Linked DNA regions of Homo sapiens: region 2 is linked to region 1. Evidence: chromatin loops called from intact Hi-C (ENCODE). Cell type or tissue: heart left ventricle. All regions are shown on one strand.

Region 1 (8,000 bases):
TACTTTATCCTTTTTGGTACTACTATAAGTGGAATATTTCTTCCACTATATTATCTGAACAGAATACAATTTGTTGCTCTTTAGTGATTTTGTTTCTCTGTGTATGAGCAGAAAACAAACTCAATTTCTCCTACTATACTCCAGAAACACACTTCTGATACCACATGTGTGGGGTTCCCCCACCCCCCCATATCAAGCAAGGAGCCAGTTCTGCAGTGGCCACCAGCTGGGTGTTCTTAATTCAATTCCAACACTATCTACCTGGAGATAGCGTCAGATCCCAGTCCCACAAGACCGTCCCCCACTTCCAGTGCCAATTACAAGCCCCAGGTTGTATTACCTGTACTTCTGGCCAACTGGCTATAAATCAGGATTCTCATGACCCTCTTCTTGGGTTTGATTAATTTGCTAGAGCACCTCACAGAATGCAGGGAAGCATTTGCTTACGTTTAGCAGTTTATCATAAAGCATATTTTAAAGGATACAAATGAAAAGCCAGATGAAGACATAAACGGGGCACACTCTGGAAGGGCCTCAAATACAAAAGCTTCCATCCCCGAATACAAAATCTTCCATACAAGACCACCTTCCTGGGAAACCCCTGAACTCAGTCGTTACGGGTTTTTATGGCGATTTCATTATGTAGGCATGATCAATTACATCACTGGCCATTGGTGATCAACCTTCGGTTCCTCTCTCCTCCCCGAATGTGGAGGGTGGGGCTCTGAGCAGACGGTTGGATCCCCTGGCAAGCAGCCATCCATCCTGTGGTTATAAACGTTAAGCTCAGTTGTGGCTCCAAACAACAAGCCCGACTTTCACTTTTTTTTTTTTTTTTTTGAGATGGAGTTTCGCTCTGTTGCCCAGGCTGGAGTGCAGTGGCGATCTCAGCTCACTGCAACCTCTGCCTCCCGAGTTCATGCAATTCTCCTCCTCAGCCTCCTGAGCAGCTGGGATTACAGGTATGCACCACCATGCCCACCTAATTTTTGTATTTTTAGTAGAGACAGGGTTTCACCATGTTGGTCAGGCTGGTCTCGAACTCCTGACCTCGTTATCTGCCACCTTGGCCTCCCAAAGTGCCGGGATTACAAACGTGAGCCACTCCGCCCGGCCCATCTTTCACCTTTATGCTTACTCTGGAGCTGCTCCAGAGCTGTTTCAAGAACAAAGGATGAAAGGCCAAATATTTTAAGGAAAGATACTCTTATCACACTCTAGTCTCCTAGGAAATTACAATGATTATATGGGCTGTCAGCCAGGAACTATAGACAAAAACAAAGAATAGATATATCACACTTACTAACTTCTATAAAACAGAATGAGCGTCTTCATGGAGCGGAGCAGAGGACGCAGGTTTTACAGACAGAATAAGCTGAAGAAACCAGAAACAAAAAACAAAGAACGGATCGGTCATTTCAAAATTACTTTCTTAGTAAGGCAAGAACAGGGAAACAGAACAATTGAAAAATAACTGGTGGCCAGGTGTGCGGGCTCACACCTGTAAGCCCAGCACTTTGGGAATCCGAGGCGGGTGAATCACGAGGTCAGATTGAGACCATCTTGGTTAACACAGTGAAACCCCATCTCTACTAAAAATACAAAAAAAATTAGCCAGGCATGGTGGTTGGCGCCTGTAGTCCCAGCTACTTGGAAAACTGAGAAGGGAAGATTTGCGCCCAGTGTGTTTCGGGAATTAATGGGTTCTCGGTCTCACTAACTTCAAGAATGAAGCCACGGATGCTCGTGGTAAGTGTTATAGTTTTTAAACGCGGCCTATCCAGAGTCTGTTACTTTTGATGTTCAGATGTGTGCGGAATTTCTTCCCACTGGTCGGTCTGTGGTCTCACGGGCTCAGGACTGAAACCACAGACCTTCCCAGTGAGTGTTACAGCTCTGAAGGCGGTGCGTCTGGAGTTTTTTCTTCTTCCCGGTGGGTTCGTGGTCTCGCTAGCTTCAGGAGTGAAGCTACAGACTTTCGCGGTTGAGTGTTACGGCTCATAAAGGCAGCGCGGACCCAAACGGTGAACAACAACAAGATTTATCGCAAAGAGTGAAAGAACAAAGCTTCGCCAACGTAAACTGGGCCTCAGCGAGTTGTCACTGCCAGCTTGGGCAAGCCTGCTTTTATTCTCTTATCTGGCCCCACCCACATCCTGCTGATTGGTCCATTTTACAGAGAGCCGATTGGCCCATTTTACAGAGAGCTGATTGGTCCATTTTGACAGGGTGCTGATTGGTGCGTTTACAATCCCTGAGCTAGGCACGAAAGTTCTCCATGTCCCCACTAGATTAGTTAGATACAGAGTGTAGACACAAAAGTTCTCCAAGTCCCCAGCAGAGTAGGTAGATACAGAGTGTCAATTGGTGCATTCACAAACCCTGAGCTAGACACAGGGTGCTGATTGGTGTGTTTACAAACCTTGAGCTAGATACAGACTGCCGATTGGTGTATTTACAATCCCTTAGCTAGACATAAAGGTTCTCCAAGTCCCCAACAGACTCAGGAGCCCAGCTGGCTTCACCCAGTGGATCCCACACGGGGGCTGCAGGTGGAACTGCCTGCCAGTCCCGCGCCGTGTGCCTGCACTCCTCAGTTCTTGGGTGGTCGATGGGATTGGGCTCCATGGAGCAGGGGGCGGCGCTCATCGCGGAGGCTTGGGCCGCACAGGAGCCCACGGAGCTGGGGGGAGGCTCAGGCATGGCGGGCTGCAGGTCTTGAGCCCTGCCCCGCGGGAAGGCAGCTAAGGCCTGGCGAGAAATCGAGCACAGCAGCTGCTGGCCCAGGTGCTAAGACCCTCACTGCCCGGGGCTTGCGGGCCGGCCGGCCGGCCGCACCGAGTGCGGGGCCCGCGGAGCCCACGCCCACCCGGAACTCGCGCTGGCCAGCAAGTGCCGCGCGCAGCCCCGGTTCCCGCCCGCGGCTCTCCCTCCACACCTCCCCGCAAGCTAAGGGAGCCGGCTCCAGCCTTGGCCAGCCCAGAAAGGGGCTCCCACAGTGCAGCAGTGGGCTGAAGGGCTCCTCAAGCGCGGCCAGAGTGGGCACCAAGGCCGAGGAGGCGCCGAGAGCGAGGGCTGCAGGCGCGCTGTCACCTCTCACCAGGAGGAGGTCGAGGCTGCAGTGAGCCATAATTGCACCACTGCACTCCAGCCTGGGCGACAGAGCAAGAACCTGTCTTAGAAAGAAGCAGGGACTGAGCTGGGGAGGAAGGCTGGTGCCTGTGCCCTGGGAAGAAGGGCAAGGTGCTCTCAGAGTTGCTCTGGGGACAGGGACTCTGCCCCACGTTCAGAATTCATCCCCAACCTTGGTCTGCATGCTGGGTATGAGGAGAAAAGTGGCCCAAGAGAAGCCCTAAGTCTCCATGCTGGCTTCTGGGCCCCATGGGAGCCCGAACCACAAAGCTATGCAGGTCACTCCAGAGGGCCCGAGTCACCCCGAGGAGGAGAAGCAGCCCGGGGAGTGGCGTCCAGAGGTCTCCCTGGGAGCCTCGGCTCCTAGGTCAGAGCTCTCGTTTTTTTCTGACGGGAACGCAAAGAAAGCCAGTCCCGAGCTTGTGGTGCCATCTTGTGGCAACACGGGAGATAGCTGGTTTCCTCTTTCCAGAGGCTGCTTTCCAGGGCCGGGGAGGGGCGGGGCAGGGCAGTGAGCTGCTGTAGTAGAGTGACGGTGAAGAGCGGGGTCTAGGGAATATTCACCCTGCCTAGCCTTTCCCAAATGCATTCACACACACACTCACACTCACACACACACCCCTGTTGTACCTGGTCCAGGTGCGCTTGACAGGGTTGTGGGGGTAGAGAGGAAGGTGGGAGGCTTTGGCCAGGAGAAACTGGGGGAGACGGACTACTGCGTCGCCAGAAACTGCAGATTCTGGATTAAATCTACAAAATGAGGCATTCTGAAATCAAACGGCGTTTTAAGACCTTGCTAGGACCAGATGCTATTACCTTTGGAAGTTCCTTCCCACACCTTATTAAATATTAAAATACACAGATTTCTTACGTTAAATATAACATAGCACTGTCAGGTAACACGAGGTGATTTTTGTATGTTTGCCTTGGAAATTACTTGGCTAAGAGTAATTCATTTATGGTGTAATTACCTACGCGTTCTCAGCCCTCCCTGGGTATTCATTTGCATTCTTAAAGTACAGTCACACCCTAAATAACGACGTCTCAGGTCAGTGATGGGCTGCGTATCCGATGGCGGTCCCATAGGATTATAATGGAGCTGACAAATTCCTATCACCTAGTGACGTCATAGCCGATGTAACATTTTAGCTGACACAAAGCATTACTCATGCAAATCTATGACGGAAGAAAGAAACAAACTTGGCAAACCACCATGGACATACTTCTGAAAAGACGGACACTTCTTCAAGAAGTGCCTCAGGCAGGTCCTTTAGGAGAGATTGCAGAAGAAAGCATTGTCCGCTGGGCGTGGTGGCTCACGCCTGTAATCCCAGCACTTTGGGAGGCCGAGGCAGGTGGATCACCTGAGGTCAGGAGTTCGAGACCAGCTTGGCCAATACGGCGAAACCCCGTCGCTGGGCATGGTAGCGCGTGCCTGTACTCCCGGCTACTTGGGAGGCTGAGGCTTGAGGATCCCTTGAACCTTGGAGGTGGAGGCTGCAGTGAGCTGAGATCGTGCCACTGCACTCCAGCCTGGGCGACAGAGTAAGACTCTGTCTCAAAAAAAAAAAAAGAAAAAAAGCATTGTTGCAATAGCAGGTGACAGCTCCATGCGTGTTGTTGCCTATGAAGAACTTCCAGTGGGACAAGGTGTAGAGGTGCAAGACAGTGATATTGATGGTCCTGACCCTATGTAGGTTTAGGCTAATGTGTGTATTTGTGTCTTAGTTTTTAACAAAAAGGTTTTAAAAGTAAAAATAAAATAATTGAAAAATAAAAAGTTTATAGAATAAGGATACAAAAAAAGAAAATATTTTTGTATAGCTGCATAATGTGTTTGTGTTTTAAGCTAAGTGTTATTATAAAAAGTCAAAAAGTTTAAAAAAAATTTTAAAGTTCATAAAGTTGTAGAAAGCTAAGGCTAATTTATTACTGAAGAAAAACTTTTTTTTTGAGACAGAGTTTTGCTCTTGTTGCCTAGACTGGAGTGCAATGGCACAATCTCGGCTCACTACAACCTCCGCCTCTCAGGTTCAAGTGATTCTCTTGCCTCAGTCTCCCTGGTAGCTGGGATTACAGGTGCCCACCACCATGCCTGGCTAATTTTTTGTATTTTTAGTAGAGATGGGGTTTCACCATGTTGACCAGGCAGGTCTCGAGCCCCTGACCTCAGGTGATTCACCCACCTCGGCCTCCCAAAGTGCAGGGATTACAGGCGTGAGCCACCGCGCCCTGCCAAAGAATAATATTTTTAATAAACTTAGTGTAGTAGCCTAGGTGACAGTGTCTTTAAAGTCTACAGTAGTGTACAGTATTGTCCTAGGCCTCCACATTCATTCACCACTCACTCACGGACTCACCCAGAGCAACTTCCAGTCCTGCAAGCTCCATTCATGGTAAGTACCCTAAACAGGTGTACATTTTAAATATTTTATATGATATTTTTACTGTGCCTTTTCTATGTTTAGCTATGTTTAGATACACAAATACTTATTATTGTATTATAATTGCCTACAGTATTCGGTACAGTCACGTGCTGTACAGGTTTGTAGCCTAGGAGCAATAGTCTATCTCTTATAGCCTAAGTGTGTAGCAGGCTACACATCACAGAGTGTGTAAGGACACTCTCTGATGTTTGTACAACATTGAAATCACCTAATGACACATTTTTCTGATGGTATTCCTGTGGTTAACAGATACATGACTGTGCTCCAAGAGTTAACATCTAGTCTACAAATTCTTTTCAAAAGTAATGAAATTCTTATGAACACTGCATTTAATAATTAAAGAGGCCAATAGAGAATTAATGACATAAATTAACAATCGATGACACTTTGTAGACATTTGATTAAACATTTATTAATTTGGATGATTCTGTAGTTTTTACATTTTGGAGCCAAGACTTTTCTCAGGTTTTAAACATTTATTTAGGTCCCTGAGAAGCTCATGGGCTTTCAGCATGTCCTCTGAGACCACTTTACCTGAAAGATAAGTGGCCTGATGTCACCTACCCATAGGAAAGCTATGAAGAATAAAAATTAGATACTAGATGAAAGCACTTAGCATAGTGTCTAGTAAACACTGAGCACCTAATTAGAAGTAGTAGATGTTAGTAAATGTATCTGCACACATGTACGCACAAACTCATTGATTCACTCAAACATTTTTTATTGGGCACTCACTATGTGCTGGGCAAGGCAATGTTCTAGGTGCCAAGGATATAGTAGGGAACAAACCCACCAAGAACCCTGTCCTTGTGGAATTTACATTCTAGTTGTGAGAGCTAGACATAAGCAATAAGCATTAAAAATCAGAAAGGAGGCCGGGTGCATTGACTCCTGCTTGTAATCCCAGCTCTTTGGGAGGCTGAGGTGGGAGGATAGCTTGAGCCCGGGAGTTTGAGGCTGCAGTGAGCTAGGACCACACCACTGCACTCCAAGCCTGGGCAACAGAGTGAGTCTCTGTCTCACACACATATATATATGTGTGTGTGTGTGTGTGTGTATATGTATATACATATAGGTATATACGTACGTATATACATATATATATATAGAGAGAGAGAGAGTGAGAAACAGAGAGAGAGAGAAAAATAAGAAAGGCATACAGTATGTTAGAAGGCCATGAATGCCTTGGGAGAGGGCCTGGCATGTTCTAGAACAGCAAGGAGGCCATTGTGGCTGGGATGGAGAGAGGGAGGAGAGTGGCAGAAGACCAGGCCAGAGGGGAAATGGGGCCAGCTCATGTAGGGCCTGGTAGGCCACAGGAAGGGCTGTGTTCAGTGGGAGCCCCTGCAGGGTTCTAAGCAGAGGAACATGAGGGACTGAACATACACGTGCACCATGGCCAGACCCTGTGGAAACTAGAACTCTGAGCCTAACCTGCAGCAAGCTGCCCAGGAAACCAACCCCCTCATCTGGAATCCACAGCCCAGGATGCCAGTCTGCTATAAGTCAGACATGAAGGAAGCCAGATCACTATCTCCAGTAGCCATCCAGGAAGCAAAACAATAACTTCTCTAACAATCAGCCCCGAAAGGCCAGGACTTGATTAAAAACTGGCAGCTTCCCTAATTTTTGTCCCAGCTTCCAACTTAGGGCCAGCAAGAGAAAGCCAAATATGCACCCACCCCTCCCCAGCCAATCTCAGAATCCCCTCCAAATTATCCCACCCAGCTTCTCCAGGCCAATAGCCTCCAATCAGGGCACACCCCAAGCCTTCCCCCACCTCCTTTCCCGCACCCCTACCCCCGGCCCACCGACAATAAGGCTCAGCCTGATTTTGAGTCCCTACAAAAATGCAAGTGATGCTGGCTGACAACCTTGCTACAGCAAGCTCTGAATGGTTTTTGTTTATTTCTACAAATGGTAGGATCTGTCTTACGAAGCTGCTTTATTGAGAATAGATTGTATGTAAAAGCAGACCCATTAAGAAACTGTTCCAAGACTCCATCTCAAAAAAAAAAAAAAAAAAAAAAAAAAAAAAAAAAAAAAAGCGGCTGTTGCAATAATCCAGGCAAGAAAAGAGAGTGGTGTGGACCAGGCTGGTAGCAGGGCGGGAGGTGGACTCTGGTTATTTGTATTCTAAGTTGTTAATTTTGAAATAATTGTAGGGTCACAGAAGGTCACAAAGGAATGTAGAGAGAAGTCCCATGTTCCCTACCTCTCATGCGAACAACTCACATAACCAGAGTACAGTATCAAAACGAAGAAATGGAACATCGGCACAATCCATTGAGTTTATTCAGATCTAACCAGTTATGCACGCACCCATTTGTGTGTGTGTTTGTGTGTGCCTGTAGGAAATGGGAAATCATGTATATAGTGAGAAAAATAGAGTTGGCCTTTGTCCCTGGTTCTTGGCACAGA
Region 2 (8,000 bases), 65 kb before region 1:
TCCCCTTCTGGGTCCTCCCTGGTTCAGATCCTTGGTGCCAATAGCTGAGGCTGAGTCCATGCTGCCACCCACTGACATGGCACACAGGACTTTCTCTTTTTCGTTCTTCTTCCTGCTCCAAACCCAACTGGAAATGCCCCTTTGTGTTCCTGAGTGCCTCCACAAAGCTCGGGGCAATGTCCTCGGCCTTAGAACCAGTCTTCCCGCCTTCAGATCTGCTCTTCCAAGAGGAGAGCTCCCTGGAGAGCCACAGTACTGTCTCTTTAGGCCACCCCTCCCATCGTTACAGCAGGGTCATTTATGGCAGCCACTAGAACCTCGTTTTTAGAGCCTTCCATTGTCCCGGGGCCAGGGAAATGTCCTTTGTCCTAAACTTACTCGAGCTGCCTTCTCTAAGAAACCTCTACTGTCTCCTTTAATAAAAGGACACCCCCTTTCCACCAAGCTTGTTAATGGAGGAGAGGCTGGACCTTTCAGCCCTGACTCACTTCCTCCAAAATTCCTCTTGCCCTTGGGGACTTCCATAAAGTATGGCCACCCATGGAGCTGGTCTCACTGGAACTCCAGCCAGCTGTAAACCCAGAATTCTCCCCTGCTCCGCCTTAAACTCCAGCATCACAGCTGGGGAGTGCTGACGCATTTAAACAAGACTTTCTGAAAGACTCAGGTTTGCCAGCAGGGCCATCAGACATAGTGGCCTGGTGCAGAACATACTCCCCTCCCTGCTCACTAGGGGAGACTCTCCCATTCTGCCCCCAGGCCCCACACCTTGGCCTTATTCCGCAAATTAGGATAACTGGGTGTCGGGGGAGCATAGAGAGGGACAGTCACTGGAAAAGACTTAGATTTGCTTGGAAGAGAAAAGGAAGGGGGACAGAAGAAAGAAGATGGGAAACAGAGCCTTGAGCCTGCGTGTGAGGACCGGGAATCAAGGGGGAAAGCTTTGCTATGCAGTGAGAGATGCCAGGCGCCAAAGAAAAGGGGAAGAAGGACTGAAGAAGTGCTGCTGGGGTTATGAGCTGGATTCCCTTTAATGTTCTTTCAAAAGATGCAAGTAAATACTGGGATTTATTTCTTTATTATACTTGGTTAATGGACATTGTTTCTTTGAATGCAAAACTGTGTTCAGGCTGAGCCTCGTGAGAGCCAGGATTTTTTCAGGATATACATGCAACTTGGATACACCTGCAATCTGGCTCATGAGCTACATCCATCTCACTCCCCTTCCTCATAGATTTCACGGCCTGAGCAGGTCAAGTGCATTCTAACTCAACACAGCAGGTCTAACAGTCGTCCCAAGCATGCTCAGAGGAAGTGGCTGGATTGGCATTGTAATCACACTCCAAAAGTCCAGGAGGTACATCAGGGAAGATCCAGCCTCTCCCCTCCTCTGCGGTATTACACCCTGGTATGAAAATGTCACCTGCATTCAAGACTGCCACATCTATAAACAAATGAGCAGCATTCCTCTACCACAGACATGCAATGAATCCCCCGATTCAGTGGTTCTTGACTTTGGTTAGGCATTCATAGCTTTAAGAAAAAACTGAGGCCCAGGCTGCACCCAAGACTGATTCGATTAGAATCTCAGGGCGTAGGACCTAGGAATCTGTAGTTGGGAAAACTCCCCAGTGTACAGCCAGCTTGAGAACAATTGTCCTTATCACTGATTCATTCCAGGTTTGCTCATCAGCCAAACACAAGCCAAACTCTGATAGTCAGCATCCAGCCTCTGGAAGATACAGAACATCTGACATTCATGCTTATCAAGAGCCCTCAAGCTCCTGAAGAACTTTCTGAGCACTTAAGCATCAGCTACAGCTGGGATCAGTTTGGCAAGACACATGCATTGCTATCTTTCTGCAGACACAAAACCCCAGCTCTTGCAAAGCCTCAAAGACCCCAGGAATACTGCACATGTTATGAGTGAACTGGACCATAAACTCGGCCAGCCTGTGGCCTCTGCTGCCCTTCTGCCTAGCTCCAGCCTCTTGGCCAGCACCTCCGTTTCATTTTCTCAGATGCACACTCACCAGTGCCACGGCCCCTCCCCTGGATCAGCCATTCCCCACAGGCCTCCCTTCCTCCGCCGTCACCACTGCCACTTCTGCCACAGGCTGCCCCCTCACCTTGGCCCCCTCCTGTTGCTGCTGCCACCAAGGCACCGGAGCCAGTAATCTGTCACAAGAGTGGGTGAAAACACCTATCTTTTCCACTTTGGATCCTAAAGCAGGGGCCCCAGGGCAGGCGCACTGCTGACCCACTCTGGCAGTTTTTAAGCAAAGTCCTCACCCCAGGTACTCCACAACCAGGCCTGGGGGACTCACTGCTCCACCCCATGACTATGCCCTGCTGCCTCTCGCTCCTTCTTGCACAAACAGTCTCTCACTGAATCCCTAGGACACAGGTGAAGCTCAAGGGAGGGGTTCCTAAATGCCCTGATACACTTGGAAAGTAGTAATGTAGCAGACCAGTATTCTGCAACTTTCCTCACTGCAAAGCTGGATATAAGCTGCAGAGCTGGGGAGGATGGGTTAGGTGGGAGCCGGGATCACCTTGGGAATATCACCCCACCCCCTCCAAGCTGGGGAGTAGGAATTTGCAGTGGTGGTGCTGGGTGTACTCTGGGGGCACCAGGGGTCTGGAAAGGGCCCAGAAGTTGGGTGAGAAATGCATAGGGGGGACCTAATTTGTTGGGGTTTTAAAATATATATTTTCTAAAGTTTGGGACTCCTATAACAATTTTTAAAACCTGTGTCTTAAAGCTACATACACAAAAGCAGCGGTCCTCTGGCTCTCTCCCCACGTCTCTAGGCCTGCTCTCTAATGTGAGCTCCTAGGTATTTAATTCATCATCACCTGAAATGTGCTTTTACCCCCTCCCTTAATTCACTGTATAGCCCCTAATGACTCCTTGCTGATAGCTGAGCATTACATACTCCCCGCCCCACCCCCAATATTGCTGGGGTCCCTCTACTTGATTCTCCATGACATCTGGGGACACTGTTGGCACTCCAAACCTGTTCTCCACCTTTCCTTCCCAGGCTTCTGCCTCTACCCAGGGTCAGTGGTAGCTTTAATTTTACCAAGATTATGGGATGGAAAGAAGTGCCCAGATTTCAGAGGAATTTACACCCTAGAAAGACAAGACTCAATAACTGGTTGGATGTGAGGAATAATCAAAAGGGGGGTGCCCTGGGTGGCTATGGGGTCTTGGCTTGTGCAACCGGGCAGAGAGTGGGGCGAGCCAGTGAGACGGGAGGAGAAGGTGCTGAGTTTGAGGTACCTATGGGCATCCATGCGGAGCTGTTGGAAGGTCACTGGCCATGCTGGTCTGGCAGGCAGGTGCGAGTGTTGGGTATCAGCTACCCCTGGGCAGTAACTGAAGTCAGGGGCGTGGCTGAGAGCACCTGGGAGAATACACAGACTGAAAAGAGGAAAGGGCCCAGCAGCAAACCTGCAGGAGCACCACAACCAAGAAAAAACAGAGCCTGCAGAGGAGAGGGAGGAGTGCCCAGAGCTGCATCCGAGCAGGCGATCTTTCCAGGAAAGACCGGGCCCAGCGCCGGTCAAGAATAATAACGACTAAACGCGACACTGCACCTAGAGGCACAGAGGCCACCCTGGTACTGGCGGGGAAGCGCAGGAGGTGGGGTGAAGAAGGGGCAAGGAGGGGGCTGAAGTGTAAACAAGGAGAGCAGAGGAAGGGGAGCCGACAGCTGGAGAGAGAAGTGGGTGGAGTTTTCTGAGATGAGAAAGACCTCATTCAGGGTGTTTAGTTCAGAAGGCAGTGGATACATTAGAAGATGCAAGAGAGATGAGGAGGAGGAGTGAGGCTCCCAGGGGGTCAAGGGCTGGGGCCAGGACACAGGGTGAGTCCTGGAGGCAGGTGGACATCCCTTCCACCCTAACGAGGGCAGGGAAGGGGTGCGATGGGGATCTGTAAATAGCAAGATGTCAACTGTCCCTATGCCATTGGAGAGCTCCTGTTTTCTCCCTGGAGCAGAAGGTGCCGCCATCAGCTGAGGGTGAGGCTGGGACAAGGGCCCAGTGAAGAAAGGCAGGCGGGGGCTGCCCTGCAGAGCAAAAGGACATGCTGGGCGGAGCACCAAGGAGCCCTTAGCAGTCACAGGCAACCACTCATAGTTTTCCCAGGCCTTTCTCCTGCAGATCTCGGTCTCCAGGTGGCAGCACAGAGGCGACAAGCTCCTGAGTCCTTCCAGGATTTTCTGCTGGGCAGGGAGCTGCAATTCTGATGAAAGATGGGATGAAATGGGGAGTGCGCGGGGCTGGAGGGAGGCGAAGGTAGGACTGAGAGCTCAAGGAACAGGAGGCTGCGGTCAGAGTCTGAGAGGACCGGCTGAGGGACCGACAGTGCTCGGTGATGGCAAGGTGCAGGGCACGGCCACGGGGCAGGCAGCTGTCTGGGGGAATGGGGTGACAACCCCTGAGAGGTTAAGGAGTGGCGGGCAGGTGGGTGGAAATAGAAGTCACTCAGGAGGAAGGCAGGACCTGAGCAGGGAGAAGAAATCTGGGAGGTGAATGCTCACGTCTGCCCTCAATGAGGGTGGGCAGGTGGGTGTCTGGGATGAGCTGGGGAGCATGGGGCCCACCCTGAGAGGGACAGAGGATCTTACCAGACGGCCAGGAAGGGGCTGGAACAGTCCAGGAAGCAGGGGGCCTTGACCCTACCTCCCACCTCTGATGCCCATGAGTGTGGGAGGAAGAGGGGACATGGTATCCCCAGAGGAGAACTGAGTTCCAGCATAGGGAAGAGAGAACAGCCTGCAGGGAGGAGCTGGATCCATCGGAGAACGCGATGGTCGTGGAATAAGGGTTCGCAAGGGTGATGGTTCAACAAGTGTTTATTGAGCAGCCACATCTGCCAGGTCTTGGGATAGCCAGTCCCTGTGCTCATGGGCTTAGATCCTGGCAGAGGCCTAGTGGAGAGGCTTGGGGTGGGGGTCGGGGCATGGAAGGCTGTGCTATTGGCCAGGGACTCAGAATACAGGAGAGTGCAAGGGTGACAGAAGTTTCTTTCTTGGGCAAAGAGGCCTGGAATGGTGGCTTGAATCTCAGCCATGCCTTAGCCTTCCCCTCTCAGCCAGAGAAGACCCAGGTCTCCCTGCCCAGAGGTCCATGCATAGCCATTCATTCGTTGATTCATTCCTTAACCAAGAATTAATGAGTGCTACTCTGTGCAGGGCCTGTAAGAGCATGGGCTGGAGGAGGCAGCTCAGGGGCCGGGCAGGGGTGTTGGCTGCAAGGTTACAAGAGAAGGGTAGCACTCTCAGAGGCCTGCTTGACGGGCGCCTGGGACTGGGCTGATGGGGGGCCTTTCTGGGGCACAGGGTGGTGGGAATGTAATTGGAGAGGCTTCCAGAGGCACTTGGACTTGAGAGGCCTCCATGGAGCCTCTGACAGAGTCCCCAGGGGGAACACCTGCTCCAAGAGTCTGGGCTCTGCTTTCCCCTGCCCCCACCACGGAAGACATGTCAAGCTGGGAAGCCATGGAGGAGAAGGGGAGGGCAAAAAAGTTGTTGAGCCACTGGGATAAATGGGAGGAGCCCCGGAGGGAGCGGCTGCGGGATCGCACAGCCCCTCGTATCCGGTGGGGTGGGCTGATGCCCCTTTGCAGCTGGGCAGGATGTTCCTGGGCATTGGCAGGATGGTTGAGGGGCCCTGTGATGGCAGGAGTGCTGGCTTGGACCACATGGGGAGACCAAGTCCGAATAGGGGCCCGATGCAATTGAGGGTGCAAGCGGAGGGCATGGCGAAGGCGGATGGCTCTCTGTGCTCTGTACAACAGGTAGCGGATCCCACGGTGGACGGCAGGGCGCTCCTGGTGATCAGGAGGCTCGCTGTGAGGCTCAGCATCGGGGGTGGCAGCCTGCTCAGCGGGCTGGTGGGGAGGCCAAGCTGGGGGGTGGTATGTGCCACAGGGCAGGCTGGAGGCTCCTTGTGCTCTCAGCAGAGACTGGACTGGCGAGGAGTGGGCTGGCGAGGAGTGGGCTGGCGAGGAGTGGGCTGGCGAGGACTGTGGCTCGGCGGTCTCCATGGGCTCCATGCACTTTCCAATACAGAACCTCAGACTGAGGGCTGGAAGAGACCTCAGGGGCCACCCAGTCCAACCTTTCACTCTATTCAGATCCCCTTTTCCCCTGGACAGGTGATAGTCCAGCCTCTAGTAATAAACCTCTAGGGACAGAAGGGTCACTACCCACGAGGCCACCTGTTTCACTGTGGAATGGATTTATATATCTTTCTACATGGATGGAGTCAAACCTCACTTGTTTGGCCCCTATATAGCTGCCCTGTGGCCTGACACCCCTTCACTGGCCCCCACTGGCTGTAATAAACCAAGGAATGGATTCTTGTCCAGCCCTCCTCACTGAGGACTTAGAGGACAGAAAATGCATAAGGAAGCTCCAGACAAAGGTCTTGGACATTCCAGAAAAGAGACAGGGCTCTGGACACATGCTATCAGCATTTCAGAAGAGCTCCTGGCCCTGGTGTAGTGGGAGGGCTGGGGTGGTCCAGGCATGCAGCTGTCATTTGGAGACTGTCCTCAGCACAGCTTGGGACTCAATGCCTCACTGGAAAATTCCCCAGGCGCAAGGCAAGTCTGAGAGTCACCTGCTGTGGCTGTGCCCCCTGGGACCTGAAATGGGGGGAGGCAGGAGTCCTGGGCTGAACTTCTGGGCCACTCACCGAGTTTTCGGCATCTGAGTCTTCCGAGCTGCTGATCACCACAACGCGTTCCTCTGAAACGGGGAAGGGGAGATGCATTATGAACTGCCTAGGATGCATGCTGGGAGGGGTGTGGGTGTGCACCTATGGGAATCCTTGCAGGCCAGTCGGCTGGGGGAAACGGATGCCCTGCAGGGGGACGGGAACAGCCACTGTGTGTGCCAATGTGACTCTGCTTTGCATTTGGATTTGAGTAATTCACAAATGGGTTTCCATAATTTCTTGCTGTGCCTTATCTATGAATATTCAATTAAGTTATCTGCCCAGAATTCAGAATTTGCCCCCTGTACAGGAGGCCTGACAACTGCTACCTGGTCTGGAACCTTCTGCAATCCTAAAGAAGCACACTGTCCCCATTCTCAGCTCCATGAGCTGGGATGTCTAGAGTTAAAAGACGCTTCATTTAGTTAATCAAAACCCATCGATTACCAATAGCATTTGTGGGTAAGGAATATCAGTCAGTGCTCAGTGTGTGACCAAGGCTAGGGCTCAGTCAGAATGAGGAACAAAGCTGTACTCTGGGTGAAGCAGATCCTTAGAACTCTCTTGTTCCAGATTCCTCTGGGTTGACCTCAACTCCTGCCCAACTGACTACCTGCCTGGCAGTGTTCATAGAAGATAACTCTGACAAATGAGATACTTAGGTAGGTGGCCTTTGCAGAAACACTTGGGGAAATGATGGGTGTAGACTGAGAGAGCAGAGTTAAGGTCATGGGGAGTCCAGTTTCCTGTTATGGTATGCCCAAGCCCTCTCTGGGAGTATGCTAGGCATCAGCCAACAAACTTCTTGTGGAGACCTGCCCTGTGCAAAGGCACAGTAGTGTTTGGGAGAAAGGACTCATAGAACTGTGCATTTTAGCCTGTCAGGCTCCCCACACCTCAATCATGGCAAAACACATGGTAAACTGTGTCCACTCTCACCCCCACGCACACTGTGAACTTTCCCTATCTTATTCAGTGGGAATAAGGGACTCCTGTTGGCTTTGGGCTTTCTGGATGGGGCCAAAATACAGAAGAGGGGCACCGCCCAGACCCTGGCGGGCAGCACCCAGGCCACTGCCCTACCCACCTCCCTACCTGCCTCCCCGGCGCCACTGGCCACGTGGTTGCTGTTGGGCAGGAAGACCTCACTTCCTATGACGGGGCTCCTGGGGCTAGGCGGTCCATCCAGGTGGGGTGGTGAGACTGCCTTGGAGGTGCTGGGCCTGGGCTGCTCCGGGGAGCTCCGAGCCAACCTTGCCTCCTTCCCC

What was found. Hi-C counts contacts between places; a loop is a spot of excess contacts. Peaks named below come from ENCODE experiments on the same cell type or tissue, not always from the same donor. Only the 100,000 strongest peaks of a DNase experiment are listed, where the experiment ranks them.
Region 2: a loop joins it to region 1, with 10 times the contacts of the local background. A loop is called at or near these places in 82 of 110 quality-filtered maps.

The regions. Positions count from the first base shown.
Region 1 is chr15:73,968,678-73,976,677 of GRCh38, reverse strand. No RefSeq gene overlaps it. Among named protein-coding and RNA genes, the nearest start is that of STOML1, 20 kb to the left of the region's middle. RefSeq lists an enhancer at 3,265-3,474. In heart left ventricle, a CTCF peak has its summit at 3,567 (motif pointing left); a DNase peak (open chromatin) is centred at 3,567; H3K4me3 peaks cover 452 bases.
Region 2 is chr15:74,033,242-74,041,241 of GRCh38, reverse strand. PML (PML nuclear body scaffold) reads right to left here. Exons shown (of 9, transcript NM_033238.3): 6 at 7,828-8,000; 7 at 6,712-6,764. Among named protein-coding and RNA genes, the nearest start is that of PML, 43 kb to the right of the region's middle. RefSeq lists enhancers at 1-6, 3,270-4,151. In heart left ventricle, a CTCF peak has its summit at 4,184 (motif pointing right); DNase peaks (open chromatin) are centred at 2,035, 4,191 and 4,286; H3K27ac peaks cover 2,020 bases.